Regions from separate parts of the Mus musculus genome. Here regions 1, 2, 3, 5 and 6 are each linked to region 4. The links are chromatin loops, found by intact Hi-C in ENCODE. Cell type or tissue: gastrocnemius. All regions are shown on one strand.

The links. A loop is a pair of places that touch in the nucleus more often than their neighbours do. Peaks named below come from ENCODE experiments on the same cell type or tissue, not always from the same donor. Only the 100,000 strongest peaks of a DNase experiment are listed, where the experiment ranks them.
Region 1: it touches region 4 in a loop (2.8-fold over the local background); 6 of 42 quality-filtered maps call a loop at or near these places.
Region 2: it touches region 4 in a loop (5-fold over the local background); 23 of 42 quality-filtered maps call a loop at or near these places.
Region 3: a loop joins it to region 4, with 2.4 times the contacts of the local background. A loop is called at or near these places in 7 of 42 quality-filtered maps.
Region 5: it touches region 4 in a loop (11-fold over the local background); 37 of 42 quality-filtered maps call a loop at or near these places.
Region 6: a loop joins it to region 4, with 5 times the contacts of the local background. A loop is called at or near these places in 12 of 42 quality-filtered maps.

Annotation. Positions count from the first base shown.
Region 1 is chr17:88,333,708-88,338,707 of GRCm38, forward strand. The region is part of intron 3 of Gm31615 (a long non-coding RNA gene); the gene reads right to left. Among named protein-coding and RNA genes, the nearest start is that of 1700116H05Rik, 29 kb to the left of the region's middle. In gastrocnemius, no CTCF peak of the experiment used is centred here; DNase peaks (open chromatin) are centred at 131, 2,621 and 2,874; H3K27ac peaks cover 4,983 bases.
Region 2 is chr17:88,638,471-88,643,470 of GRCm38, forward strand. All of the region lies in intron 2 of Ston1 (stonin 1), which reads left to right. Among named protein-coding and RNA genes, the nearest start is that of Gm38460, 13 kb to the right of the region's middle. In gastrocnemius, a CTCF peak has its summit at 2,786 (motif pointing left); a DNase peak (open chromatin) is centred at 2,774; H3K27ac peaks cover 800 bases.
Region 3 is chr17:88,378,261-88,383,260 of GRCm38, forward strand. The region is part of intron 1 of Gm31615 (a long non-coding RNA gene); the gene reads right to left. Among named protein-coding and RNA genes, the nearest start is that of Gm31615, 7.9 kb to the right of the region's middle. In gastrocnemius, CTCF peaks have their summits at 447 (motif pointing left) and 3,021; DNase peaks (open chromatin) are centred at 443 and 3,054.
Region 4 is chr17:88,253,407-88,258,406 of GRCm38, forward strand. Gm31615 (a long non-coding RNA gene) reads right to left here. Exons shown (of 7, transcript XR_877113.1): 4 at 292-889. Among named protein-coding and RNA genes, the nearest start is that of 1700116H05Rik, 52 kb to the right of the region's middle. In gastrocnemius, CTCF peaks have their summits at 2,465 (motif pointing right) and 3,898; DNase peaks (open chromatin) are centred at 2,503, 2,870, 3,395, 3,591 and 1 more place; H3K4me3 peaks cover 2,464 bases; H3K27ac peaks cover 3,241 bases.
Region 5 is chr17:88,509,150-88,514,149 of GRCm38, forward strand. No RefSeq gene overlaps it. Among named protein-coding and RNA genes, the nearest start is that of Ppp1r21, 18 kb to the right of the region's middle. In gastrocnemius, a CTCF peak has its summit at 2,339 (motif pointing left); DNase peaks (open chromatin) are centred at 102, 2,009, 2,330, 2,792 and 1 more place; H3K4me3 peaks cover 141 bases; H3K27ac peaks cover 774 bases.
Region 6 is chr17:88,301,588-88,306,587 of GRCm38, forward strand. The region is part of intron 3 of Gm31615 (a long non-coding RNA gene); the gene reads right to left. It overlaps 1700116H05Rik (a long non-coding RNA gene), which reads right to left. Exons shown (of 4, transcript XR_001782254.2): 1 at 3,607-5,000; 2 at 2,968-3,121; 3 at 2,826-2,889. Among named protein-coding and RNA genes, the nearest start is that of 1700116H05Rik, 3.5 kb to the right of the region's middle. In gastrocnemius, a CTCF peak has its summit at 2,622; no DNase peak of the experiment used is centred here.

The sequences.
Region 1 (5,000 bases), 80 kb after region 4:
CCCTCCGCGTCCTTAGAATCCTCTTTCCCACCAATAACTCCGATTTACTACTTAACTAAGTTCTGTGTTCCGCCTGGGCTGCTCTTAAGTCCAGTTGGCCTTGGCCAGCTGGCATGGCCACGTTTGTATGGCTCAGCTACCACACTATGGCTCTCCTCCCTCCTGCACGTTCCTCTCTTCCCTAGCGACTCCTTTCTGCTTCTCCTCCTTGTGGTCTCTAGCCTAGGGAAACCTAAACCCCACCTATGCATCTCCTCCCCAGCTATTGGAGCTGCTGGCATCTTTATTTACCAATCAGAATTAACTGAGGGCAGGGTCCCTCAGTGCAGACTCTCTCATCTTTGGGGCAAACAGCTTGGGGGGGGCAATTAGCATTAGAATACAAGCAGCATTAGGCCAACCCACTACATCCTCCTGTTTCTGAGTCTGTTTGCCTGTTGAGCATGCCTAACACTCTTGACACATACATGGGGACGCACAGGTCAGGCAGTGGGTCAGAGAGGTAAGCCTGCTTTCTGGTGAGGCTTGACATCACTAGAACTAGTCCCAGCTAGTTGAGGGGCTGGAAGTCCTCAGCGCCTTCAGAACCATATCATGACTTCATGTTTGCTATTAAGAAACAACCTACCAGTGCTAGCTGGTTGGGCAAAAAGGGAGAGGCTCTCTCTCTGAAGGCTACAGAATCCTCATTGCTCTCTATTAGCAAGTGACTGTGCTTGTCATTTTTAGTATGTTCCATATACCAAGCACTGTGATATTCTTAAAATAACCTGGTAAACTTTCCAATACATACCTTGATTCAATGGGAAGTTACAAGCACCAGGATTAGGTATTGTGTCTCTGGTCACACAGATAATTCATAATAAGCTCATATCCAAATGTAGGCTCATACTGCCCCACAGGCCTGGGAGCACTTCCTTCTGCTTCATGGGCCTGGGAGCACTTCCTTCTACCCGAGGCTTCAGAAGAACCCCCACAAACATGGCCTTGGCTCCCCACTCCTCTGTCCAGTTCTTGAAGCTGTGGTTCACATCATTGTTGAGGGTCTAATAACTAAATGTAGGGGCTGCGGAAATTTGGTGACAGATTCTCAAATGTTCAGCGAGCAAAACTGGATTCAAATACATGCTGAGCCTGAGGTGTCTCTGGCAGTGCTCGCCCATGCTGTGTCCTTGAGTTCACTGCAGCCTTGGTTCTAAACGCACAATACGCATTCAGTGCACATGCACACAGTATGCACGCTGTGAACTGCCCATTGCTGTCACCTCAAGAACATCTGGGCTTCCCAAAACACCTCACTCGGAGTCAAAACTACCACATGTCATGAACTGCAGTGTTTTTAAAAAGGTTTATTTTACTTTTATGTATGTATGTATGTATGTATGTATGTATGTATGTATGTATGCATATCGTCATGTGGGTGCCCTTAGAGGCCAGAAGCAGGTGTTGGATATCCTGGAGTTGGGATTACAGATAGTTGTGAACCACCTGATATGGGTGCTGGAAACCGAACCCAGTTCTCTGCAAGAGCAGCACTGATCTCTCTGCAGCCCCAAATTGCAGTATTTTTACTGTTCACACAAACTCTGTTGCTCTTAGGGAAACATGATGATTTCACTATGGAAAACAAAATCTTTCTTCAGCTGAGATCTAACTTTTCGAAAACATTACGTTTTTTTCATTTGTTCATCTTGTGTGCATGTGTGTCGTGGTGTGCATGTGCTCAGCAGAGGACATTAACCTGCAAGAGTCAGTTCTCTCCCGGGATCAAAGTCAGGTCACCCAGGTTGGCAAGAAGTCCTCGCCTGCTGAATAAGCTGGCTTGGTCTCAAGCTCTAATTCTTTATACAAAAATAAGCACATTTGTGTCAGTTTTAATAAATGGTAAAATCATGTGTACCAAATAATTGTTTGAAAGTAAATAGATTTGTTTGTGGTTTGTCAGTAACTGTTTGGTTGTTTGCTTTTATATCTGCTTTCACATACTTGTATATACAAGGTCTTAGACAAAGCTTCTGGGTGGAAACAGATCATGAATTTGGGGGGGCCTCGATGGCTGGGCTTTCGGACACTCCCGTGAGCTTCTTTGTATTGTTCATACGCTGCAGATACGGCTGCACAGGGGAGATTGACATATGCTCTTCTGAGTCTAGATTTTTATATCCCAGGTGAAAGACAAGAAGAAGGGACACTGGGTCCACAGGAGGAGAGCATGATGAAGAAGTAACTTCATGTGGCTGAGGCCAGGAGAGTGACCGGACTACTTAGCTGAGGACTGGCTAGCTCTTAAACAGAGACTACACAGATTTAAATCTACTGCCAGCTAGAACTTCTGTTACAGCTCTTTATGTCAGCCAGAGGAAAGTGTGCATTCCCCCTGGAGCTCTTGATTCTGAATCTGTTACTACATTTAAAAAAATGGTGTCAATAGATATAATCAAACAGAATCCGAAGCAGCCACTTAGCCATCTGTAGAAAAATATTGGCTCTGGAAAAGATACTGCCTGGTAGGAAACCAAAGGCATAGAAATATGTTTTGAGAATCATGTTCCTGGCCTGAATCAGATCCCACGTCAGGGGAGGTTGGCTGAGGACAGAGAGGGAAGAGAAGCCAAGTAGCTTGTTTTTCTTGCAGTCACCATGTGACAAGGCAGCAAGGGAAGGCCTGTCTCAGTCCCTGCCACCTCTTTCAAGGGGAAAAGCTCACCAGGCTGACTGATATCTCCTCCAAAATCGGGCTGTTGTGCCCCAACCAGGACATGCTCTCCTGGAAACTGAAGAAAGTGGAGTGCTTTGTTGACATATCCCAGCTCCCCTTCCAAGGAACTTTCTCTGTTCTCTGTCCCCAGCCTTCTCCCACTCCTGACAACCCACATCTTTGTGAAGGAAATGTACCATCTGTCCACAGGGTGGTGGCCTGGGCCTGGCAGGCTCTGTCACCTTGATGACCCCCAACCCTCCAACCCCCATAGTTTCCATCACTCCTTGATTGAATGAAGCAACAATGAATTAGGCAAGTATTTAAAAAACATGTTTCAAAATGAACTTGACCAGTTAACTAGGTTCTCATTAACACAAGTTCTCTTTCTATGTCATATTTTGATTAAACACACACACACACACACACACACACACACACACACACACTGTGGGTTAAATTACATCTCCCCCCAAATGAGGGCTTTATAGATGTACTCGAGTTAAGATGATGTATATAGAACTGGGTGATTTCTAAGTTCCGTGACTGCCGTGAAGAAAAGACACTGACAGCATGGAGACAATTATGTAGAGACACAAACTGGAGCAAGGCAGTACTACGGGAGGGCCTCCTACCACTAAAGATAGAGGTGACGGGATGGAAAGTTCAAGGTCTTCTTTGATTACATATTGAGGCTACTAGCCCAGGATATAGGAGACTATCTCAAACACCACAAAGAAGAAATAAAAAAAGAAAGGAGAAGCCAAGATGGTCTATCCCCTGGAGCTCTCAGAGAGTGTTTGGCCCTACTAACTCTGACTTTGGACTTCTAGCTTCTAGAACTGTTTGAAATAATTTTGTTTTTGAAAGCCAAACTTTTGAATGACTCTTAGGAGGCCAATACGAGTGCTTTATATGCACACATCTTGATTCTGGGCTTGCCTTGTTCTTAGCGCTTCTCACAGTTCTTGGCAACATCAAGTAGGAGGAGCTCAGCTAACTCAGAGGAGCTGATAGTATAGGCGTCTGATCTGTTTACTAAGAGGTAATAGATACCTTTACTTTGAGGTATTTTGCAACAATATATTTCAGCAAGGGTTCTGTAAACTGATTAGCCTGTGTGCATGCATGCATGAATGTGTGTGTTTGTGGGTATACTGAGCAAAGAACTTGTAGTGTATAAGTTTACTTCCTACATTAATTTACACCTAAGAAACAGAACTAACAGCTGGCAGTGCCTCCCCCAGCTTAAAATAGAGTTAATATGTGTTTAACAGCAAAATACAATGATATATGCAGGTCTGGCATGCTGTACTTGCGGTCTCCCCAGGCTTTTGAAATTGTACAGTTGTATCAATGTATGTCTCAGCCTCTGACACAGCCACTCAACCCAGAGTCGAGGAAGTCAATATTATTGACTCTGGGAGAAGGAGGAACTAAATGTCTCTCGCTGCTGTCACGTGACCTCTCCAGGATGTAGCTTGAATATCACATCACCATGCATGAGTCTTGACTCTTAAAATGTCATAGATTTCCATACTGACTTGAATCATGAATCCGAAATAGAGGAAACAACAGACCCTTCTTTTTGCAGATCTTCAGTGTTTTCTATTAATAAATATTAACTCGGTTTTGGCTTTTGGGTAGGAATTAATGAACTCTGGAGAGCTACTCAGTTAATGTCAGGAATATATTCACATGGTGCACTTTAATTCACTCAGGCCATACATGTGGGTTTGCAACCCTGCAGACCTCTTGCAATAGTACCCTGCTGATCTTTAAGGCGTGGCAGTGGAGCTGAGGGGAAGGTGCCTGTTACATTACCTCCCACAGCCCTCTTCAGCCCTCTTCAGTGTGGAAACAGACTACGGTGCTATCCTGTTCAAAATCAGTCCCCAGGGGTGACCTACATCATGACTACTTTTTAAATTTACTATAATTAACATAGTATGGCACAGCTCCATAAAGTCACATAGATAGTATTCCAGAAGAGAATGTTCACAGTCGAACCCAAGTCTATGAGAAATAAATCATCAATTAACAGTGTTTGGAAAACTGCAGTGTGGACATAGCTTTAAAAAAAAAACAGAAACAAATTCTATATCTTTTGTTTTGTTTTGTTTTGTTTTGTTTTGTTTTCTGGACAGGGTTTCTCTGTGTAACAGCCTTGGCTATCTTGTAACTCATTCTGTAGACCAGGATGGCCTTGAACTCACAGATATCTGACTGCTTCTGCCTCCCAAGTGCTGGGATGAATGGTGTGCTCCACCACTGCCTGGCACAAATTTTATATCTTTTTTTT
Region 2 (5,000 bases), 390 kb after region 4:
CTTCAGGTTGCCTATGTTAGTGGTACTGTGTTCATGTGGATCCTATCCTTCTTGGCTTCTTCTTTAACATATTTATTTGCTAAAACCATGCATCTCTTGCTAAGTCAAAGTTTCAAGTTTCTTCTCATGTAAATCATAGTTGTGTGTGTTATTTTAGTTGAAAGTCGATTTTATTCCATATTAGAATGGCTACTCCAGCTTGTTTCTTGGAACCATTTGCTTGGAAAATTGTTTTCTAAACTTTTACATTGAGGTAGTGTCTGTCATTGTCACTGATTTGTTTCCTGTATGCAGCAAAATGCTGGGTCCTGTTTACGTATCCAGTCTAAGTTTTTATTGGAGAATAGAATCCATTGATGTTAAGAGATATTAAGGAATAGTGACTTTTCCTTCCTGTTATTTTTGATGTTATTAGGTTTGTGTGGCTATCCTCTTTTGGGGTTGTTGAAAGAAGATTACTTTCTTGCTTTTTCTAGGGTGTAGTTTCCCTCCTTGTGTGGAGTTTTCCATCTATTATCATTTGTAGATCTGGATTTGTGGAAAGGTATTGTGCAAATTTGGTTTTGTCATGGAATAGCTTGTTTTCTCCATCTATGGTAATTGAGAGTTTTGCTGCGTATAGTAGCCTGGGCTGGCATTTGTGTTCTCTTAGGGTTTGTATGACATCTGCCCAGGATCTTCTGGCTTTCATAGTCACTGGGGAGAAGTCTGGTGTAATTCTGATAGGCCTGCCTTTATATGTTACTTGACCTTTTTCCCTTACTGCTTTTAATATTCTTTCTTTGTTTAGTGCACTTGTTGTTCTGATTATTATGTGATGGGAGGAATTTCTTCTCTGGCCGAGTCTATTTGGAGTTCTGTAGGCTTCTTGTATGTTCATGGGCATCTCTTTCTTTATGTTAGGGAAGTTTTCTTCTATAATTTTGTTGAAGGTATTTACTGACCCTTTAAGTTGAAAATATTCATTCTTTTCTACAACTATTATCCTTAGGTTTGATCTTCTCATTGTGTCCTGGATTTCCTGGATGTTTTGGGTTAGGAGCTTTTTGCTTTTTGCATTTTCTTTGACTGTTGTGTCCATGTTTTCTATGGTATCTTCTGCACCTGAGATTCTCTCTTCTATCTCTTGTATTCTGTTGGTGATGCTTGCATCTATGACTTCTGATCTCTCTTCTAGGTTTTCTAACTCCAGGGCTGTCTCCCTTTGTGATTTCTTTATTGTTTCTATTTCCATTTTTAGATCTTGGATGGTTTTGTTCATTTCCTTCGCCTGTTTGATAATGATTATGTTTTCCTGTAACTCTTTAAGGTATTTTTGTGTTTCCTCTTTAAGGGCTTCTAGCTGTTTACCTGTGTTCTCCCTTATTTCTTTAAGGGAGTTACTTATGTCCTTCTTAAAGTCCTCTATCATCATCATGAGAAGTGATTTTAGATCCAAATCTTGCTTTGCCAGTGTGATGGTGTATCCAGGACTTGCTACGATCCTCTGATCCTGGGCCTGTAGAGTGCCTGGGAGTGGAGCTTCCACTGGGTGTTGTGGGACTGGCTGCAGAGTTTGGGCCCAAGTTCTGCTCAGGGCACCGGCCCAGACAGGAAGGAACCCGTGCCACTGGTTGGGCGGGTTTCCTGAGTCCCTGGATCGTCCCTGGATCGTCCCTGGATCCCACTGGTCCCAGTTACTCCACGTGGTGTTGGAGTCCTGCTTCTAACATACTGAAAGAAATGCCATCCTAGTTTAGAGTTTGTCTGTGGTGGTACTAAGGAAACGTTTATAGGAATGGAAAGAAGAAGGAAGGAAGGAAGGAAGGAAGGAAGGAAGGAAGGAAGGAAGGAAGGAAGCCCAGGTGGACCTTCTCTGGATTGTAGGTAGGGGTCATCTCATTCTCCTGAATCTCCAGGCTTGATGCTGCTGCTCCCTTCTCTCCTGGTGCCTCTGAGCAGCTCCTTCTGGGTCAGTCTCACTGGCTGGGTGGTTACAGCTCAGTTCTGGTGAGCAGGGGTCCATGTGGGTGTCTGCATCTCCCTAGAATCCAGCACAGAGCTGGGTGGAATTTCCTGGAGATAATGTAAGTTGGTGAAGTGAAAGGGTGAAGGGGCATCCTCTCGTGACACATTCTTGCCAATGTGTGTTCACATCACACATTCTTGGACAACTCCATGATGTAGGCAGGCAGGTTCACTTTCACAAGAAATTCACAGTGATTACCTCCACTCTGCACAGACGCTCTGTTGGACCCTTTCGTACCAACAGTGTCTAAGCACCAAGGGAAAACAGCCTCAGGCTGTATAGCTAGCTGTGTGCTCTCCTTTCCTTGTGTGCGTGTCTGTGTGTGGAAATGAGAGCCAGGATTCTGATCGTTGTCTACCATGGGAGATTCAAAAGGGTAGATTTCAAAATTGATCTATGAGAACATGGTACTAAGACTTCCAAACTGTCTCCCCTGGCACAAAGACAGTGGAGGCAGCGGGTCGCCATGTGGAGGCAGCTGGGGTTTAGAAAGATGATTGTAGGCCCTCAACTACAGTTTTCTCTTCCCCGAGGTTCATCCCTGTTTCGCCCTCTGTTACCAGCTTCTTAGTTCTTAACCCTGCGATTTGGTTCTCCGACATCCTTTTTTTTTTTCAGCTCTTAGTAGCTCAGCTTCAGATATGGAGTATCTTGGGTCAGGAGGGAATGGCTATTAACCCGACCTAAGAGACTGGTTTGCGTTCCCACTCCAGAGCTGAGAAGTTACTGACAGAATAATTACTAAGGCCTGACAGTGCCCCCTCGTGGTAGGTACTGAGATAGCAGGCTTTTCTCTGTCACTTCTAAGTTTGACAAAAATGTTTTAGGCACAGTACATGTAATCTTCAACTCAAATCCTGAATAAGAGTGTGCTGGCAAACACCATAGAGTGGACAGAAGCCTGGAGAAAGACACCAGAAAGCTTGAGAGCAAAGTACTTTTTCCACCAGCTTTTTAGAAGTGACGCAGATGTCATGACTACCGTTTAAAAAGTATTAGGTCTTCAACTCTCATGCATTCCCCATCCCGTTTCATTGGGGGGGGGGGGGAACTTCCTCAAGACATTTTCCAGGACAATGTATACATAAAATTAAGTAATTGTCAGTGTCATTTTCAAGTCTAAGTCTAGAACACACAGTTCCCCGCTGGTATGGTAATTGGATATACTAGCTTAAAATCACTTGGCAACGTAGTAAATACTTTCTGTCCAAACCACTGCCTCTTCTCATTAGCCATTCTCACAACAGCCATGTAAAACTGAAAAAAAAAAACACTAAAAAACCAAAACCAAACCAAACCAAACAAACAAACAAAAAACGAAAATTGAAGAAAAGAAACTGAAGAAACTGAAGTGGCTGTGGACTGAGTGTCAGTGAACTACTGCATCCTGGCTGCTGCCGGAAGTCTACACAGGATGAAGGACTAGGAATCCTGCCTCTCTGCTTCTCTGATCTCTTTCTGTGTGCTAGTGGGTGGGTGCGTGCCTGCGTGCATATAGTCTCGCCTGCAGTGATGTGGATAGCTTACAGCCGCTCAGAGGCCGCTGTTGTCCCGTCCTCTGTGTTTGGGGTGGAGCATCTGCTGGGAACTGAGGGACAGCCTCTCCAGGCCTCTTACAGAGTCAACATTCCAATAAGAAACACATTAAAAGAATGAAAGGTGGTTTATCTTTCAAAACAAATTTAGGCAAAGTCTTTTAAATTCGTGCTTTTGGGCCCAAAGATATGCTCTGATGAAAGCTCTATCAGCAGCAGCACAGGAATTTAACCTAGCTTTTGAGATGACTTTTTAAAAATATTTATTTATTTATTATATGTAAGCACACTGTAGCTGTTTTCAGACACTCTAGAAGAGGGCATCAGATTTTTTGTTACGGATGGTTGTGAGCCACCATGTGGTTGCTGGGATTTGAACTCAGGACCTTTGGAAGAGCAGTCGGCGCTCTTAACCGCTGAGCCATCTCTCCAGCCCCCTTGAGATGATTTTTAAAAGTTACATTTATTTAAAGATAGATTAAACTAGATATGGCTAAATGCTATGAACAATGTGAGAGGCCCACGGGGCACTTGTGAAGTCAACAGAGGGCTTTACTGTTGTGGTTCGATGTTTCAAGATAAGGCCTCAGGCTGGCCTCAAACTCACAGTGTCGCCTGGGATGACCCTACATCCTCAATCCTCCTTTTCCTACCCCTTACGTGCTGGGAATACAGGTGTGTCCAAAACCTCTCTCTTTCTTACACACACACACACACACACACACACACACACACACTGTAATTCCCACTTTACCTTTCTCAGTGCACCCAGTACCCCCTGGGTTTTGCCCAGAGCCTGCCTGACTCAGCATAGATCACCGTCCACACAATCCACAGTTCACTTCTCTGACAATAAATGTTAGACTGAAACACTGAAGGCCAGTATGCCTGTCTCTGCACTGTAATCTGTTCCTGGAGAAGCTTTTCAGGACCGTGAGAGGGAATTTCAGTAGTGAAAAAAAGTGCATCCTACCAAAACAAAAAAGTGTTACATTCCACCTGAACAAAAAGAGCCCAGTTTACAAGTCAGGCTTTGAAACCCTATGACCTAACGTGAAGTTTGTCTTTGTATTATCTAAAATTAAATACTGGTTTAATCAATGACTGGGGGGGGGGGGGTTACTCAGTCTACTCAGAAAAAGCTTTTCTAGGGGCTAAAACACACTCTGGCCAAATCTGTTTCATATAAATATTGTTCTTATCTTTGGCTAGAAAACCTTTTTGATGTTTGTGACTAAAGCCATTTGTTGGAGCTGATCTGTGGTAATACAAATATACATACATACAGTGATGATACAGGTATATAGACACACAGTGATGATACAGGTATATAGACACACAGTGATAATACAGATATACATACACACAGTGATAATACAGATATACATACACACAGTGATAATACAGATATACATACACACAGTGATAATACAGATATACATACACACAGTGATGAT
Region 3 (5,000 bases), 120 kb after region 4:
CAGGGTCCATGTAAAAGCCAAGCATGGGATTGCATCTGTAATCCCAGTGCTATGCGGAGCAAGGGAGAGAGGGAATCCATGGGCTCACTGGCCAGCCGGTCTCATCAAAACAGCAGGCTCTAGGTTCAGTCGGATCCCTGTCTGAAAAAAATAAGGTGCAGAACAATAAAGGAGGGCACCCAACTTTGACCTCTGGCCTCAGAACATACAGGCACACACACACACACACACACACATCCGAGTGAGATGTTACAGAATCTAGGTATTATATGTTAGCCGTATAATTGTTTGGTCAAAAAAATACATAAATTAGGGAACTGGAGAGATGGTTTCGATTTTAAGAGCACTGACTGCTCTTGCAGAGGACCTGGATTTGAATCTCAGAATTCTCAAAGCAGTTCACAACTCCAGTTCTGGGGCATCTACTGCCCTCTTCTGGCCTCCCTGGGCACTGCATGCATGTAGTGCACAGACATACATGCAGACAGACTCCCATACATGTGGGAAGCCACATGTGCCGTTGCAGAGTGGAACTGACTACTGCTGGCCACCACGCATAAGTTTGGACAAACAACCAATGTGTACATATGCAGTAAAGTTTTTTGCAAAGACACTGCCTGGCCCGGGCATGATAATGAGGCTTCGAGAGTATAACCGATCAGATGTGAGACATGCAAATGAGGTATGATAATGAGGCTCTGTGAGGTACAGAGAGAGAGAGAGTAGCCAATCAGATGAGGAACATGCAAATGAGGCTTAGTGCATAACCAATCCGGGTGTGAGACACGCCTCTCCTAGGCCTATATAAGCAGCACCAGTTCTGGGCTCGGGGTCTCTTCGCCTCTGCGCCTCTGCAATCAAGCTCTCCCAATAAACGTGTGCAGAAGGATCCTGTTGCAGCGTCGTTACTGCTGGCCAGTCCGGCGCGAGCAAGACATACACATAAAATAAGAATAAAGGGATGTTATATGCACTAAACACTAGCAAAATGAATATAGAGGCTTCTGATGAAACACTTAAAAGTTTCCATAATAAAATGCTGAGGGTAGGGAAGATACAAGGCAGAATGTTTCTGTTGAGTGACTAGCCAGGTCGGTTTACAGATGCAGAGAGGCATGCGCAGAGAGCATGCCTGAGCCTATTATTTCACTGCTGCACAGCCCTGAAGGGTGCTGATCCTTTCATGACAAAGCCCAAGCTCTTTGGTTGGGCACATAAATGCTTCACAACAACAACAACAGCACACACACACACAAACACACACACACACACTGACCATACCTCTCTCCTCCAGCACAGGGGCGGAGCTGTAATGAGGCGTGTGGGCTAATCATTTAGTGCACTTTCAATATGACTGTGCCTTTTAACTGATTTTACTTATCAAAGCAAGATACAGGCATGGTTTAAATAGTCAAGGAATGCCAAAGGCTTATACAACAAAGGACAACGGCATTTTCCTGTAACTGGGTTGCACCTACGCTCTATTAGCCACAACCGTCAGTCTCAGACTTTAAGCTATTTGTTTCTGCTTCCAAGTTCCTGCATTTATGATTCTCTCTACTCATGAAGGCAAACACTATTAGTTTATTGCCTCTTACTGATATCCTTATTCTTCGCCAACTCCTTCCAATATGCTGTATTGATATTTTTGTTAAACCAAACAATTTAGTGTTAAATGACCCTATTAATAAATCATAAATGCATAAAGTTATACATACTTAATGTATATATAAGTGCATACTTGATACTATATATTTATATAAACATTTAAACCTATTTACTGTGTGAATCATGATATGAGTTAATATTAGTTATTAAGATTGGAATAAAAGAACCCACTTTTGACTTCACCAGATTATCTGACAAATTGCTGCCATTAAAGCCATTTAACCTTGTGAATTTCCTGTTATTCAATAAATTCTGACATTGTAGACAGACACACACACATGTTCGTTTATGCTTCTGCCATAGCACACTCACAACCATATATATATATATATATATATATATATATATATGTGTGTGTGTGTGTGTGTGTGTGTGTGTGTGTATATATGTATATATACATATATATACATGGAAGATGTGTGTCAAATCATGCAATCATGCGTGTGGAGGTGTTACTGGAAATGTTGGGGAGTCTCACCACAGTCATCACATTACTGAGAAATTGTCCCCCTCCCATTGGGGAGCACAGGGTTCATTTGGCTCTCGCTTTCACATCACAGTTCATCACTGAAGAAGTCAGGACAGGAACTCACACAGGGCAGGAACCCGGAGGCAGGAGCTGATGCAGAGGCCATGGAGGAGTGCTGCTTACTGGCTTTCTCCTCATGGCTTGCTCAGCCTGCTTTCTTATAGAACCCAGGACCACCAATCAAGAGATGACACCACCCATAATGGGCTGGTCCCTCCCCCATCAATCACCTATTAAGAAAACGCCCTCCAGCAGGATCTTGGAGAGACATTTTCTCTATTGAGGTTTCCTGTTTTCGGATAACCCAGCTTGTGTCAGGTTGACATAAGACTAGCCAGAAGAACAGTTTTATTCGCTAAAAGAAACCCCCATGGTAGACAACTTGTCAATCTCAGCAGCTGCCTGGAGGAGGAGGAGGAGGAGGAGGAGGAGGAGGAGGAGGAGGAGGAGGAAGAAAGGAAAGAGAGAAGGCCATTTGCATTAAAGCCAGCCCAGAAGTCAGCTCATGGTGGACAAGCAGCCGTGTGGTGGGAATTCAGGAGAAGGAGGGAAGGAAGCATGAGCAGGGATGGAGGTAAAGAGGGAAAGTTGTGCTTTCCTGAGCTACTCAGGAAAGTGGGAGGATTTTCAAAGTTATTTGGCTGTGTATCGCTAAGCAACTGCACTAGGGGGCAGACATTGGGAAGGAAAGTACCTTACGTTGTAAAAAATATAAGTATTCCTCCTATCTCTTTAGCACAACTCAAGGTAGATCAGCCTTCTTGAGGGGCCGTTCCTGGGCTAGGTGATTGACTCGCCCAGCTGGGTTGAGGACGCGATGGCTTGTCTCCACCTAGAGGTAGACTCCATCCTTTACTGTCAGAGGTCAGCTGGGAGCTTGCCAGTGCTTCCCATCTACCTTGCCTGTACCCAGGACCTAACTCCAGTCTCTGGCTCAGCAGCTAACATCTTTATCTGATGAGCCCACCCCTCACCCTCGGATTCTCCCCAAACAACATTTGCTGCTGCGTGCTGCAGGTTCGAGGAATTAAAAGATGAAAGAGATGAGTGAGATTTGGTCCCTGGCCTCCGGGGACTTACAGTCTGGCAAGAGAGCCACTTTTCCCAAAGCAAGGAGTCCTAGACCAGCTCTGTGAATGAACATAGGATCTGGACACTTTGTAAGAGAAAGCAGGCTGGATTTTCTGTAAGAAAGTAATTTGAAGTAGCGACAGAAAACTGGACTTTGAAAATGTAAATACAAATTCACTAAAAACAATGAGTATTATAGGGAAGTTGGGTGTGGATACTCATAACTACAATCTCAGAGTCCAGAGGCAAAGGCTGGAGGCTCAGGAGACTCAAGGCCATCTTTGGCCATACACCAAGTTTGAGGCCAACAGAGCAATGTGGAACTTAATCTCAAAATCCCAACAACCAAGTAAAAGTGAAGTGTTTCAAATAGACATTCTAGGCTATTGACTACTGTCTTAGTTACTGGTCTACTTATATGAAGAGACACCATGACCAAGGAAACTCGTATAGAAGAAAGCATTCAAATAGGGGCTTGCTTACAGTTTCAGAGGGTTACATCATGATTATCATGGTCAGAAGCAGACAGACATGGTGCTGGAGCAGTAGCTGAGAGCTTTACTTCCCGATCTGCAGGCAGAGAAAGAGAGACAGACAGACAGACAGAGACAGAGACTGGCATGGACCATTCCCAAGGACACATGTCCTCCAACAAGGCCACACCTCCTAATCCTTCCCAAATAGGTCCGCTAAAAGAGGATCAAGCACTCACACCTATGAGCCTGTGGAAGTCACAGGTTCTTATTCAAACCACAACAGCTACCTTTCATGAGGCACTGAAAATGTACTTCTGAACAAAGGAAATTGCTTGCCAGTATGGTGGCCCCCGTTTGTCATCCGAACCAGAGATGCAAAAGCAAGAGGGTTGAAAGTTTAGGGCCAGGCTAGGGTAAATATCATATTTCAAAACCAAAACTAGCCAGGCGGTGGTGACGCACGCCTTTAATCCCAGCACTCGGGAGGCAGAGGCAGGCGGATTTCTGAGTTCAAGGCCAGCCTCGTCTACAGAGTGAGTTCCAGGACAGCCAGGGCTATACAGAGAAACCCTGTCTCAAACAAAACAAAACACAACACAAATACAGAAACAAAAATCAAAACCAAAGTTAATAAATCTCCCAAAACAAACCGGTCAAAATCAAAGTGCCTTTTCTTTAAGCTTCCATATAATGAAATCAGACAATCAAATTACCAAGCAAATATCTAATTATAGGGTATGATAACTGCCATGGAAGGTAGGTAGTCAGAGAGTGGAGTTCTCAAGGAATGAGAGACAGCTCCATATGGCCAGGCAAAAACAGAAAGTAAAGATGTGTTGGACAGTGTGTAGGCATTGCTGCACATACCTGTAATCCCAGAACTCTGGGTGCAGGGGCAGGAGAATCGCTCAATCTTCCAGGCTAGCTCAGTCTGAGTATTAGGTTTCAGGCCAGTCAAGAGTCTTGAGAAAACAAGGGAGAGGGGGGAATGTTGGACAAAACCCCAGGTCCATGTTTCTCATCTCCTTCTTGGTCTATTGCTCTCATGTAAATAGTTCTGGCCAGAGAGGGGTGGATTCTAGGATTCGTTTTTTAATTTTTGTTTTGTTGAGACAGGGTTTTGGTGTGTAGCTTTGGCTGTCCTAGGATTCCCTCTGTAGACCAGACTAGCCTCAAACTCTCAGAAGTCTGCTTGACTCTGACTCCCTAGTTCTAGGATTCAAAGTGTGAACTACCACTGCCCAGCTGGATTCTAC
Region 4 (5,000 bases):
TTATAACTTCAATTTTGTATCAGTTATAGAGATTTCTATCAATGTAAATAATATCTATACAATGCTTTATTTAAGAATAAATTTAGCACCGGGCATGGTGGCACATGCCTTTAATCCCAGCACTCGGGAGGCAGAGGCAGGTGGATTTCTGAGTTCGAGGCCAGCCTGGTCTACAGAGTGAGCTCCAGGACAGCCAGGGCTATACAGAGAAACCCTGTCTCGAAAAACCAAATAAATAAATAAATAAATAAATAAATAAATAAATTAATTTAGTAATCTGCTCATATTTACCCGCTTCATCCTCTCATCATGCTTCCATGTGACAGGTGCAGGAAGGTAACGCAGGGCTTTGATTGTCAGAGTAGCTGGGAGTTGCAGTCTCATGCATGTTCCCAGGTTCCTGTCTACTTGTGCTATGATAGGCATCTTCTGGGAGCTCCAGTTTTCTCACTACAGAGTAAGAATAACAAGAATTAACCATGAAGCTTTGCTGCGCAGGAATGAGCTAGCCCCAACTTACTGAAGAAAGGAGCTATTATTAATATGCAGCATATGGACACACAACATATGCATTCTGAATGAATGAATGAATGAATGGGCACAAGGGAAGGTTGGGAAGGTTGGCCCAGGTCCCCTAAACTGATGAGCAACTTCTTTGAAATTATGCCTTTAGGAATTTGTTATTTGAGATGAGAAATGGGTAAAAAGAAAAACTCAGAAAGGTTGTATGAGAGACTCCTGCGTGGCTGGCATCCAAGCAGCAGGATGGACGGATAAACTTCCCAACTCTCCAAACCACACAGGCCGAAGCTGTGCACTGGAGACTTCCAGGATGCCAGATCTCTTTCATCCAGAAGGAAGGAGACGGAGTGCTCGACACAGCTCCTTTCTGTGAAGATAGAACATTGGTAGAAATCTTCGTATATTGATACAACATTGGAAATGACCATATGTTGTTACTGCCTTGGGAGTGGAAACTCAGTTATGAAAGGGATTCGGCTACGAAGTACTAGGACTGAGTCACTCTCGGCTAAGACTGGAGATTTCTTAAAACTAGAAGCAAAGCTTGGGAACTTTCTTGTCTCTGAAAGGCTGATAGGCTTCAGCATTAAAATCATATAATCAAAGTTAGGTGCTTTAATCCCAGCACTCAGAAGACAGAGGCAGGCAGATCTCTGAGTTCAAAAGGCTAACCTGGTCTACAAAGTGAATTCCAGGACAGCAAAGGGCCTGAAACTCTGTCTTGAAACAACCAAATATCTACACATATATAATATAGTTAATTTTTCCTGAATGCCTGTGGTAACAAACAATAAGAGTGATTATCTTGAAAACTATTTGTTGCCCGGTGGTGGTGGCACACGCCTTTAATCCCAGCACTTGGAAGGCAGAGGCAGATGGATTTCTGAGTTTGAGGCCAGCCTGGTCTACAGAATGAGTTCCAGGACAGCCTGGGCTACACAGAGAAACCCTGTCCCGAAAATCCAAACAAAGAAAGAAAGAAAAAGAAAGAAAGAAAGAAAGAAAGAAAGAAAGAAAGAAAGAAAGAGAGCTATTTGTTCTCTAGATCAAAATATATCCATCTTACTAATGTTACTACTTTTTAAAAACAGAGATTCATTATATACATTTTAGCAGAATACAATAAATACTTATTATACTAAGTAACAATAATCACAATAATTCGACTTGTAAAATAAAATACAATTAAGGTGGCCCAGGTGCCCAGTAATGAGTTTGAAGTAATGACTCATAAGTGCGAAGACTTCCCTGACTGGGTTTCTAACGTGATTACAAGTGGGTCATAAAAGTGAGTGTGAGAAACTAGCTTCCCAAACCAGGATCACCATTTACTGGAATCCATGAGTTCAGAGTAAGGCAGTAATCTTCTGGGGAGAAATGACTACTGTTGACTCATTAATCCAATAACTCTGTACTAATTACAGTGCCTCAGTTTCCCTATTTTATGAAGTTGTCACCTGCCTGCCGCTCAGTTGTGTTTGGAAAGTCCAGGGAGATAATAGTGTGTTTTGAAAATAAGGAATACATTATAAATGCTAAATAATAATAACAATAATAACAGGGAGTCTCTAATGACAGGGGTCCTTTAATAATACTCATCGAGTGTAATAGCATCACTAACCAGTAGGAACAAGACAGAGTGCGTTTGTCTTCTTAATCATCAGTTTGTCTCATGGGAAATTGGTAGAGAGAGGACTGGCGCCTCACACCGAGCCCCCACAGGCTTGCCAACCCGGTGACTCCTGCCCTCCAACTAGCACCTGCTTCGTTTCTCTTTAAGAAGGCGAGCGGTGTAACAGAAAGAAGGGGACAGAGGTATCCCAGCTCACATCCTAAGCCCAGAGAACAGGATTATAAAGTTTCAGTCCATAGCTGGTTGTAGAAAGAAAAGAAAAATAGGCTTGAGACCAAAGAGAGCAAAGGGCTTAGGGGGACGAAGGACCAAGGTAGCCACGAGGTGGCGACAATCCAGCTGGAAAGACCCGCTCGGGTGGCATAGATGGTTCGCAACCGAGGAAGGAACTTCCATAGACACAAAGAAGGGGTCTTCGGAACGGGGAAAAGGCATTTTGTCTGCTTCGCCGGCAGCGTATCGGGAGTTAGACATGACGAAGGCGACCTGGAGAAGGAGCGAGCAGCTCTCTTGTCATTCCTTGGGCTTCCACTTCCCAGGACCGCAGCCCTTGGTGTAGGGAGAATTTTGTGCAAAATCACCCGAAAAAGGTTTGACCCCCTCCTGCCGCCCGGAGGCCAGCCAGATGCTTCCCCGCAGCGACATTCCCAGGATTCCAGCCCGGGAGAGGACGATTTTGAGCCCAGCCACAGGCCTTGGGCCAGTATCTGGCTGCAACTGCGGGTCGGACTTAGCTCGGCAAGGCAAACCGGCCAGCTCACCCGGGGGCCGGGTCCTTGGAGCCCCTTGGGATCCGACCTTGGGGGAGGCTGCACCCTGGCTCTGGAAAGTGCAGCGGCCGTAGGGCGTGCCCGTAGCTCGGCTGCACCGGGTGCCTGGGAAAATGTCCGGAGCTGAGCGAGGCCCAGGGGGTAGGGGTGGGGGGTGGGGGTGCTCTGCTAGTTTTCTTTTGTTTCAGTGTGAATGTGAACACAACCACACCCTCGTTTGTGCTGGGCAGGAGGTAGCTGGCTTTGAAACTCCACTATTAGGAAATTTGAAATAGGGTTGTTAGGAAACTCCCTCGCAATTCTTAGGGCCGTCCTGGGCTGCCGAGCTTGGGCTCTAGCTGTCTGCCTGGTGCCATGCCTAGCCTACTGAGGTGCTACAATCTTTGGCCTGCCTAGAAGCCATGGGCGAATCCATGGCCCTCCCGCTTGGACCATGGTCAGCGATCAGGAAATCCGGGCAAGCTACTCACGGGCCCACCCCTCTGGGGTGTGGGGCGGGAGCCCTTGAGGAACACATGCCCCCGCAGGACTGCCTTATTTAAGCCCCACAGCATCATCACCTGCATTTTGCAGATGAGGGAAGCAAGCCTTTGGTACTGAGTAATTTGCCCGAGAATCTCAACTCTTAGAGGGGCTGGGATTTTACACTGGACCTGCATTTTTCTCCGAAGCCCTAGGCTATCTATGCTGCCTCCTACAGCCCCGCCAAGAGCCAACTGGGAGAAATATAAATAGAGCCAGGAATGAGCTTAAATTTTGGCAGGACAACCGAGGTTATTTTGGACTCTTCTTGCCTTTGAATGCAGACTGGAAAACAGCTAGTGTAAGCTCCACCTTCATCAACAAATGTTTTCCGTTTGTGTTTTATACCAGGAAACTAAGCACTGAGGTATCCCAGCGAACAGGACAGATCATATTAGTGTGTGATTGCACGAGTGTTTGGTGAGCTAATTATTAAGCTGTTAACTGAAAAACTGCCAATCTGGGCACTAGAGGGAGACTCCAGGCAGCAGGAGGAAGGGCAGTGTTCTTGCTGTAGGCAATCCCAGTAGGTTTCCCCTAGCAGGGTGGTTGGTTCCAATCAGATCTCTCCAGTGTTCCCAGCCAGTCTGTGTGCGGGTCAGCTGTGTCATAACCAGAGCAGGGCAGCATCCACTTCTCTGCAGCCTGAGCTCAGGTACCAGAGTTCTCCTTAGTGTTCCCTAGTCCTGGCAGGGTAACTGGGCCTCCTTACACCCTTCCTATACCCAGTGTTGCGCTGGTAAGTGTTCCAAAAACAACAACAAAAACAACAACAACAAAAAACAAACAAACTAACCTAACAAAAAGAAAGACCCTTAGTTTGCAATGAGTGGGTGGGAGGTCTCTACGGTAGAGATCACTTTCCCGGGGGTCACTTTGTATCTCTTCAATCTTACAGACAGGTACACAAATGCTACCCACCACACACATACACTGTCCTGTGCCCTATTGAAAAGTTAGTTTGCTTTCTTTCTTTTTTTTTCTTTCTTTTTTTTTTTTTTTTTTGGTTTTTTCGAGAACCTACATAGCCCTGGCTGTCCTGGAACTCACTTTGTAGACCAGGCTGGCCTCGAACTCAGAAATCCACCTGCCACTGCCTCCCGAGTGCTGGGACTGGCTGTTGTTTGTTTTTTAAAGATTTTATTTATTGTTATATGTAAGTACACTGTAGCTGTCTTCAGACACCCCAGAAGAGGGCATCAGATCTCATTATGGATGGTTGTGAGCCACCATGTGGTTGCTAGGATTTGAACTCGGGACCTTTGGAAGAGCAGTCAGTGCTCTTACCCGCTGAGCCATCTCACCAGCCTGTTAGTTTGCTTTCTAGTTTTTTATTTTTCACCACCAGACTTTGAAGTTTCCAAGAATCTTTGGATTTTTTTTTCCTTCAAAATTTCTTCTGACAGAGTTGTTGGATGTTAAGAGACAATGTAAACAACATACTCTGAAAGCTACTTCAAAATCTAGACCAGTAACACAATCCCGGAAATTCCTACCGGAGGTTTGTAAAACTGTAGTGACAGAAGTGGGCCAAGTATTTTGAAGATAGCTCA
Region 5 (5,000 bases), 260 kb after region 4:
CCCCTTTGGAACAGTTCAGAAAGCCTGCCCATGCCTTCTGCTTCTCTCTCTTCCTTGCCTGTGCCACGCCAGTCCCTCCCTTTGCTGTTCCCCAAATGTGCTGCACACCCTCTGCTCCCAATGCCCAGGGCCCCGCCCCCAGGCGCCTACACCTCTCATCTGTGAGTCACCATTCAAGAGTCACTTCTCCCTCTCCAACTCCCCTGACCTCTTCCCCTTTCTACTGCCAACAAAATTCTGACTTAGTGTAGCATGCATCACTAGAATGCCCCTCCAGGAGGTCAAGTATTTGACTGTCCTCTGTACAGCTGTGTCCCATAGCTCAACCCAGTGTCCCTCGGTAAGCCACTCATGTACCCACTGACTGGGGGACCAGATCAGTTCCCATCTCCTTTGTAATCTTGCCAAGCTCTACACTTCTCTCCACCACGGGAGCGTCTCACTCACTACCCAGCCCCGACTGTGGCTGTATATGAATTCTTCAGTACCTACCTCAGTGCCCAGTGCACATGACAGCCAGAATTTTTTTTATATTATATATTTTTTAAAGATTTATTTATTTATTATATGTAAGTACACTGTAGCTGTCTTCAGACACCCCAGAAGAGGGCGTCAGATTTCGTTATGGATGGTTGTGAGCCACCATGTGGTTGCTGGGATTTGAACTCCAGACCTTTTGGAAGAGCAGTCGGGTACTCTTACCCACTGAGCCATCTCGTCAGCCCGACAGCCAGAATTTAATTATCACAGTCCTCGTGATAGCACCGTTTGGATGGCCCGGAGTGGGCAGGGATCAGGAGATTTGGAGAATGTGGGACAAAAGATGGTGGTCTTCTGTAGTCTCAGCTTTGAACATGACAGGTATATTCTCTCTCTCTCTCTCTCTCTCTCTCTCTCTCTCTCTCTCTCTCTCTCTCTCTCCTTCCCTCCCTCTCTCTCCTCTCTTTCTGGATAGGGCTAACCTAGAACCCACCCCCTAAGTAAACAAGGCTGTCTTGGAACTCACAGAGAGCCACCTGTCTCTGCCTCCCCAGTGCTGGGATTGAAGGCGTGACTACAGAAAGCACCAGAAAGGGGAAAAAAAAAAAAGTATCCTTTGTCGTGCTCCTCCCAATCTCTCTCATCAGCTGTCATTCCTGTCTTTGCGAAGCCTTCCTCTCCCTTGCTCCCCAGGCCTGTTTTGTACACAGAGGCAGTGCCTCAGTGATGAGGGGCTTTCAGAAGGTTTCTTGTTCTCAAATACTTTCTTACATCCCAGCGCTGCGATCCTTGGGGTCTGTTTGCACAGTCTCAGGGGAGAAAATGACAGACGTGGAGGATATTTTTAATTTTCAAATGGCTTTATGGGGGTTCAGTGCTTGCCTGGCATAATGATCCCAGCACTCAGGGAGGCCGGAGTTATAAGTCACCCTTAGATTTTCTTAGAGATCCAGGCTAGCTGGGCAAATGAGTGTGTATCAAAAAAGCAAACAAGTCGTTATGTCCCTTAGAGTTTAGTGAGAGTCAGAAGTGTGGGGATGTATGACTGTAGTTAAAGCTTAGACAGAATTGCTGGGAGTCCGCAAAGCACCCTTAACCTGAACTCACAGGGTTTGGGAGAGAGCGTTGGATGTAGCTGCTTCATAGAGAAAACCGGGCAGCCGTCGGTGGAGTGGGGGTGCGGGCAAGGGGTTAGAATCCACACTGACTGAATTGTACGGATCTGGGGGACAGCGGTCAGACTGAGACAGGCCTTCAGCACCCCGTATTTCCAAGGGCTTTCTTGAACAGGTTGGAAATAGCCCAGGCAAATCGCATTGAGAAGGGTGCTTCAACTCTCACCCTCTCCTCCAGCCCCTTGTCCTAGTCTAAAAGCCTTGCTTGTGTTTCTGAAGGTGGCCCGGAACTCGCTGGGTTCCAGGAAGAAAAGGCCGAGGGGGCTGCAGCGTCTGGTCTGTGACCCCTTACTGCTTTGGGTCTGTTCATCCCAGCCACAGGTGCTCCCCGCCCCCAACGCTGCCCAGGCCGCCCAGGACAAAGGAAGGGTTGTGCCTGCATAAGAGGGCTATTTGCCTCCTTGCCCAGCCATCACGTGAGGACAAAGGGTCCACACCCTAACTCAGCTGAAAGAGTGCAAAGTGTCCCAACACGCCCTGCAAAAGGACTTACTGATTTTCCAGTTAAGAATTTGCCTAACCTGTTCTGTTCAAACAGGCTAATTGTTTCCTGAAAAAGATGAAGTCACTAGAGAGACGTGCCTAAACAATTGCTACCAGTGGTCATGGGCGTGCCTCAGATTGGTAACCAGTTTCAGGACTGTCACCTCAAGTGGCTGCAAATTTGGTGATGGCGCGCTCCCTGGTGGCAAAATGAGGTTATACCAGGCAGAAAACAGCTTGAGAAAGCCAATGGAACGGAGACCTTGAAAATAGGGAAGAGGGGCGATAGGTTTGTGGGACGTTTGTGGTTTTCTTTCTTTCTTTCTTTCTTTCTTTCTTTCTTTCTTTCTTTCTTTCTTTCTTTCTTTCTTTCTTTCTTTCTTTCTTTCTTTCTTTCTTTCCTTCCTTCCTTCCTTCCTTCCTTCCTTCTTTCTTTCTTTCTTTCTTTCTTTCTTTCTTTTTTTTTTTGGTTTTTCGAGACAGGGTTTCTCTGTATACTCCTGGCTGTCCTGGAACTCACTTTGTAGACCAGGCTGGCCTCGAACTCAGAAATCTGCCTGCCTCTGCCTCCCGAGTTCTGGGATTAAAGGCGTGTGCCACCACGCCCGGCTTGTGGTTATTTCTTAATAAATATCTGTTGGCTGGGCTGGGGCATTGAGTGGTTAGTGGGTGGACCGGTGGTTCATGCCTGCCATCCCATCCAGCTCTTGGACCATGGAGTGAGGAGTCGTCAAGGCTAATCTTGGCTTTTACAGCAAATTCTAGACCAGCCTGGGACTCAAAACCGACCAACAAAAAAATGAAATATAACCCACCAGGTGTGTGGATTTTAATAATAAAAGTGAACAATCTGCCCAAAGCCGAAGCAGAGAAGGGGTCTCTAGTCTGATCGACATTACTGCGACTGAGTCTCCTGTATTCCGAAGACTTTTTTTTTTTTTTGGCTGTGAAATTTTTAGAATAGACACTAGAGAAAAGTGAAAATAACTATTAGGCCCGTGTGTCAGAACATGGAGTTTGGCACACCCCAGTTTTTGCCACTCCCCTTACTCCCGTTTCCTTCTTCCCTGCACAAATGTAACCCATGTGAGTATTATGTTGCTTTACCTTAAGGCTGTGGGATACGTTGTTGGAATGGAGGGGCTTTTCTAGCACACTTCGCCACATCTAGTATACACTAGAGTGGTCTACTGGGGTTGCACTCTGCTCACCTTGGGATTTTCTTCAAAATGTTTCTCAATTGTTTGTGGGTCCCAGAAGTCCACACAGCACTGTGTTGCTCTGTCTCTTAGTTCTGTGCCCTGCCTCTCTCTCTCTCTCTCTCTCTCTCTCTCTCTCTCTCTCTCTCTCTCTCTCTCCTTTTCTCTTTCACCCATCCTTCCCTCCCTCAAATAACACTCCCCTACATACACTGAAACACCCAGCTAGGGTTTGCAGGCTAGCTCAGCAGGTAAAGCCACTTGCTGCCAAGCCTGCTAACCTGAGTTCCATCACCGGAGGGCCACATGGTGGGAGGAGAGAACAAACTCGGGCAAGATGTCCTCTGACCTCCACATGAGTGCCTATAGGACACACACATGCTTATCCCCACACATAGACACATAGATAAATAATTGCTATACATTTTTATAAACAAACGCGTAGTCGTTCCACACACGGTTGGATGAATTTTGACAAGTGTGCTGCAACTGATCCTCTTTCTTCCCAGGCTAAAGAACATGTCCATGACCGCACAGAGTGGCCCCTATGACACTCAGTGAACACTGTTCTTGGTTCTTTTGCTGGGTGTCTTGCCTGCTCTAAATCCCATATTAAGAAGGTCATTGCAGAATGCTGTGTGCTGCTTTTCATACTCTACATGATGCTTTGAGTTTCCCCCACACCGTGGTTCATTCTTTTCTGTGGCTACATTGTATCCTATCCATAGATATCCACTGCTTGGCAGTTAGACTGCTTCCAGGTGGAACTGCTATAAATCAAAATGCTCTGTCTTTTCATGTGTCTGTCTTTGTGTGCATGTGTGTGTGTGTTCACATGTGTTTGTGTGTGTCTATGTGTATGTGCATGCAAATCTGTGTGTACATCTTGTTTTTTTGTTTTGTTTTTCAAGACAGGGTTTCTCTGTATAGCCCTGGCTTTCCTGGAACTCACTTTGTAGACCAGGCTGGCCTTGAACTCAGAAATCTGCCTGCCTCTGCCTCCCAAGTGCTGGGATTAAAAGCGTGCGCCACCACTGCCCGGCTACATCTTGTTTTATTGTAACAAAGCATCTGAGTGCTTTTGTATCTTTTTGTGTTCTCACTTCTCTTGGTCTTCCTGCTCCTCTCAGATAACTGGTCACAGTATCTGTAACGCTGTAAGAAAACCCTATACTCTTCCTCACCTGAGACACTTCTTGTTCTTCCTCTACTGCAGATGTGTAGTAGTTTACTCCTCTACAGAACAACCTCTTTATGGTGTCCTTCTAACCCTGGGTTTCCTGTGAACTGTAGATCTGAAGCCCAGGAGAAATCCTTTGGTGACAGCACCAGAGGTGTGCTGTTGTATAGTTCTTCCCCATACCACAAGCCCTTCAGTGCTGTCTTAGCCAGTGTTCTATTGCTGTGAAGAAACAACAGCAGCTCTTCTAGAGGAAAACATTTACGTGGGGCTGGCTTCCAGTTCAGAGATTTAGTCCATTATCGTCATGGTGGGAAGCATGGTGGCGTGTGGTCAACATGGTGCTGGTGAGGTAGCTGAGAGTTCTACATCCTAGTTGGGATGTAGAAGGAAGAGAGTGAGACACTGGGCCTGGCTTGAGAATCTGAGACTTCAAAGCCCACCCCCAGTGACACAGTTCCTCTAACAAGTCACACTTACACC
Region 6 (5,000 bases), 48 kb after region 4:
GCTCACAACCATCCGTAACGAGATCTGATTCCCTCTTCTGGAGTGTCTGAAGACAGCTACAATGTACTTACATATAATAAATAAATAAATCTTAAAAAAAAAAAAAAGAAAACTCCCATTGCAGAGGAGCCCTGCCCCAGGCTAGGAGGAAAGTGCGCCACACAGCATCCAGGCAGATAGGTCCCTGAGGCTCCCTCCCAGTCTGGCCATTATATCACTCCCTTTGTGTGGTTACATCAACCTGCTCGGTCTTCAGCAAACCTAAGCATAACATTTCTCTGGATTTTTAGGTTTCCATTTCTGAGGTTCCTGTGTCCTAGGCAACTTCCATGCAACCTGTGACATTTCCTCTCTCTAACCTGAGTTTTGATTAGGACTCCTGGCCATGACTGCATGCATCATGGGTAGAGAGAAATCAGTCACACAGAGACAGCTGTGTAGCTCCCTCACCCAGGCGTTTGTTCTCTTCCCTTTCAATACTTGCACATACACATGTGCATGCATGTACACACACACAGACACACACAGAGAGAGAGAGAGAGATACACACACAGACACACACACATTCACACACACAGACACACACACACACAGACAGACACAGACACACATACACAGACACACACACACAGACACACACACACAGACACACAGACACACACACACAGACACACACACACAGACACACACACAGACACACACACACAGACACACAGACACACACACACAGACACACACACACAGACACACACACACAGACACACATACACAGACACACACACAGACACACACACACAGACACACACACACAGACACACACACAAAGACACACACATACAGACACACACACAGACACACACACAAAGACACACACACACACAGACACACACACACAGATTGTCAATCAATCACTGCAGACACAGCTTCTTCCCATGAATTCTCCTTCACAGGGGTCTGAAGCACGCCTCTGTGTGTGTGTGTGTGTGTGTGTGTGTGTGTGTGTGTGTGTCTGTGTGTCTGTGTGTGTGTGTCTGTGTGTGTGTGTGTCTGTCTCTCTGTCTCTCTTTCTCTGTCTCTCCCTGTGTGTGTGTGTGTGTGTGTGTGTGTGTGTGTGTGTCTGTCTCTCTGTCTCTTTCTCTGTCTCTCCCTCTGTGTGTGTGTGTGTCTTGTTAATGGTCTGTAGCTCTTCATCTAGGTTTGGATTCCTGTGAGATTTCCCCTGTTCATGTTGGCATATCAACTGGTGTCATTGTGAAGGTCTTGGTTAGGTGACCATATTGTTAAGACTTCATGGGCATAGCTGTCATATATATAAGGCCCAGTGTCACATATGTAGAAGTCACAGTATCCTAGTTCTCTGATTTGTTCAAATCCTTCTGCCCCTCTTCTGTGATGTCCCTTGAACCTTAGATACAGGGAACCCTTCATATTTTCATGAGTCGTTTTCGTTTGTTTTGTTGTTTTGTTATGACTCAGTGTGCATATATATACATGTTATGTGTGTCTGTGTGTGTATGTGCGTGCCTGTGCGTGTAAACATACATGTGTTGTATATGTATGTGTATATGTGTATGAATGTGTATATGTATGTGTAGGCCAGAGGCCTCCAGGAGTTGGCTCTTTCTTTCTACCCTGTGGATCTTGTTAGGCCACAGGTTTGGGAACAAAGACCAAAATGGAATAGGCCAAAAGGTCCCGCCCTTCCCTTCTGATCAGCAACCCTATATTCTTGATTCTGTTTGAATTGGATTTTTTTTTTCCAGACAGGGTTTGTCTGTATAGCCCTGGCTGTCCTAGAACTCACTCTGTAGACCAGGCTGGCCTCGAACTCAGAAATCCACCTGCCTCTGCCTCCCAAGTACTGGGATTAAAGACATGCGCCACCACCGCCCGACCGAATTGGCTTGTTTTATCAGTGAAGAAAACCTATCAGGTCCTAGAGATCAAACCCAGGGTGTCAGGCTTGGTGGCAACTGTCATTACCCGTGGAGCCATCTCACCCACCCATGGATGGTCAACTTAACACTGATTACAGCACTGTGAACAAGGCTGCCTTCCCCAGCAACTGCTCATGCCAAAAGCTCCTGGCCCAGGAGGGGTAAGGCCTTATAAGTCTCCCCGTCATGATAGAAGATTGATGGCCCCATCTTGTGCAGGCCTTGGGTAGCCATAGCTGTCAGCCTCTGAGTTCGTGTCTGCAATTCTGTGTCTAGAACATGGCATTTTGCACGACTCTTCCCCCATCCTTAGGCTCTTGCATTCTTTCTATGTCAGTTTGTTTGATTTTGAGTTAAATCTTCCCTGTGTATCCCTGCTTGGCCTGGAATTCACTATGTAGATCACGCTGGCCTCCAACTTAAGGGTGCTCCTTGTGGTTTTGATTGCTGGGACTGTAGGCGTGACGCCAGTCTGGTGAGCTTTAGGTTTAAATAGAAGAGTGAAGCACAGGCCAGAGTCTGTGCCCCTCAGAGGTCCTGCTCTGTGCTGTCACTGATCACTGTCTCCATTTGGCTCTGTAGTGATCCTAAGAAGTCTCTATTGCTGGAGCAGACAAGCTGATCTGAGGAGGTGGCTGCTTCTCCAGTGTATAGCCTCACCCTTGTGGATAACTGCCCCACCTGCTGGTGGAGAGTCCGTTCCTAGAGGCATTGGTTTAACATAATGACTTGACTCTGCCTTCAGCCAGGATGAGACAGGCTAGGTAAGGTGACAGACACTCACTCCTTAGTGACTACCATGCGTATACAGAGGCAAGCAGGAGTCTGAGGCAAGGGAACTCAGATAGACCAGAATGGAGAGTAATGCTAGGCTCTGCTTCTACTCACCATGGTGGTTTGATGAGAATGCCCATGTTGATCCATAGGGAGTGGCACTATTAGGATGTGTGGCCTATTTGGAGAAAATGTGTCACTGCGGGTGGGCTTGAGATTTCAGAAGCTCAAGCCAGTCCCAGTGCTGTTGTCTTACTGCGTTCTGCAAATCCAGATCCAAAGCTGACAGCTGCCTCTCTAGCACCGTCTCCTGCATGCGACCATGCGTTCTGTCACGACAACGGACTGAACCTCTGAACTGTGAGCCAGCCCCAGTTAAATGTTGTCCTCTCTAAGAGTCGCTGTAGCATCTAGTCACAGCAAATAGAAATGCTAACTATGGCTGGGTGATGCACACCTTTCATCCCAGCACTTGGGAGGCAGAGGCAGGCGGATTTCTGAGTTTGAGGCCAGCCTGGCCTACAGAGTGAGTTCCAGGACAGCCAGAGTCACACAGAGAAACCCTGTCTCGAAAAACAACAACAAGAAAGAAAGAAAGAAAGAAAGAAAGAAAAGAAAGAAAAGAAAAGAAAAGAAAAGAAAAGAAAAGAAAAGAAAAGAAAAGAAAAGAAAAGAAAAGAAAAGAAAAGAAAAGCTAACTATGGCAGCTACCTTGTGGGCCCAAGGGGTGAGGAGACTGTCTTTAGTAAAAGCTATTTCTAAATGAATATTATAGTAGGAAGGAAGAAGAAAGTGCATAAGGGAGGGAAGGGCGGGTAGGGAAGGAAGGGGGGAGGAAGGGAGGGAGAGGATCCATTCTTACCATCTGCCATTATTTATAAAACCAAGGACTTACTTAGCCTTTGACTGAAAGACATAAATCTGAAAAAGGAACTGAGTCCCAAGCGGTTGTGTTTCCTCAAGAGGAGAGAAAGATGCTAACAACCCCATCGGATGGGCAGGGCGATGTCTGTGTAGGAAGCTGTGGCCCTGGAGACTGGGTCTGGACAAATGAAGGATTCACTGCTGCATGCTTATGCTGTTGGCATCACGACCTCCCAAACCTATGACGTCACACAGGCGACAGTGCGACCCGCAGACCCGTTGCCAAGGCAACAGGCACCTATTCCCAGAATCTACTTGGCTCACCTCCCACTTTTACCTGTGTTACATCATTTTCCCTATAAATAAGGGGAATGCCCTCTCCCTCTATCTCTTTTTCCCCTTTCTCTTTCAGCCACCACCTTTCCCCCTCTCTCTTCCTCTTCCCCCCTTCTCTTGATAGCATTGTGTCTTTCTTGGCCCACTAGTCAGATCCTATAGCCTAAATTAGGCTACAGCTCTATGCCCCTCCCCACCCCCCACGCGTCCTGGGACAGAGAGTTAAAAAACAGTTTGTATTGTGACGTGACAGGCTTCACAATTTGATCCCCATCTCCTCTGAGGGCTCTGTTACATAGGCCATACAGAACGGAAACCTTCTGCTACTCCCCTAAGGTTATAAAAAGCCAAAATTCTCCTTTGTTTGGGGAAACGGGACTGGAGACTCCTGGGGTGGGGGTTGCTCTGGAGGTGCCCTGAAAGCTGTCCTGTTATCTCTCATCAGCACAATCACCTTTGTCCCTGTCCCTGTTTCTCTTTAAATAAACCCCCGCTTCAGGTTTAAATGGAAACATCCTCTTTCTCTTAAACATAAGCTCCATCATGTTAAAATGCCTTATATTATTTTTTTTCCTGTGTGATTTTTCTTCTGCCCATTTAGAGGCCCAACCATGACCTTGAGCCCTTTTCATTGCTAATGAAACTCACTGAGGGTAATTGTGGGTCACCTTCCTTTCAGCACCAAGGGCTGCTACGGTTCTTTTATCATTAGTGCAGTGCAGTGCTAGCAATTAGAACTCGTATACAATTTAACAGCAGAGTTTTCCTGAAGAATCGCTTTGTGCTGGGCACTCTTCTCCAGGCTTTAGAAGCGGTTTGTCTTTGTGTGAAGGTCGCGCTCTCTCTCTCTATCAGAACTACGGAGATGGCAGCGAGATGGCTCAGCAGGTACAGCTCTCCTCCCTAAGCCTGAGTTCAGTAGATAGACCCACACTGTGCTGGCTCCCGAGTCACACAGACAAACTGTGGAGGTCTGAATGAGAATGTCCCACACAGGCACAGACGTCTGAGTGCTTGGTCTCCTGCTGAGGAAGCTTAGGAGGTGTAGCCTTGATGAAAGAAGTACGGGGTGGGGTCGGGAGTTGGGGG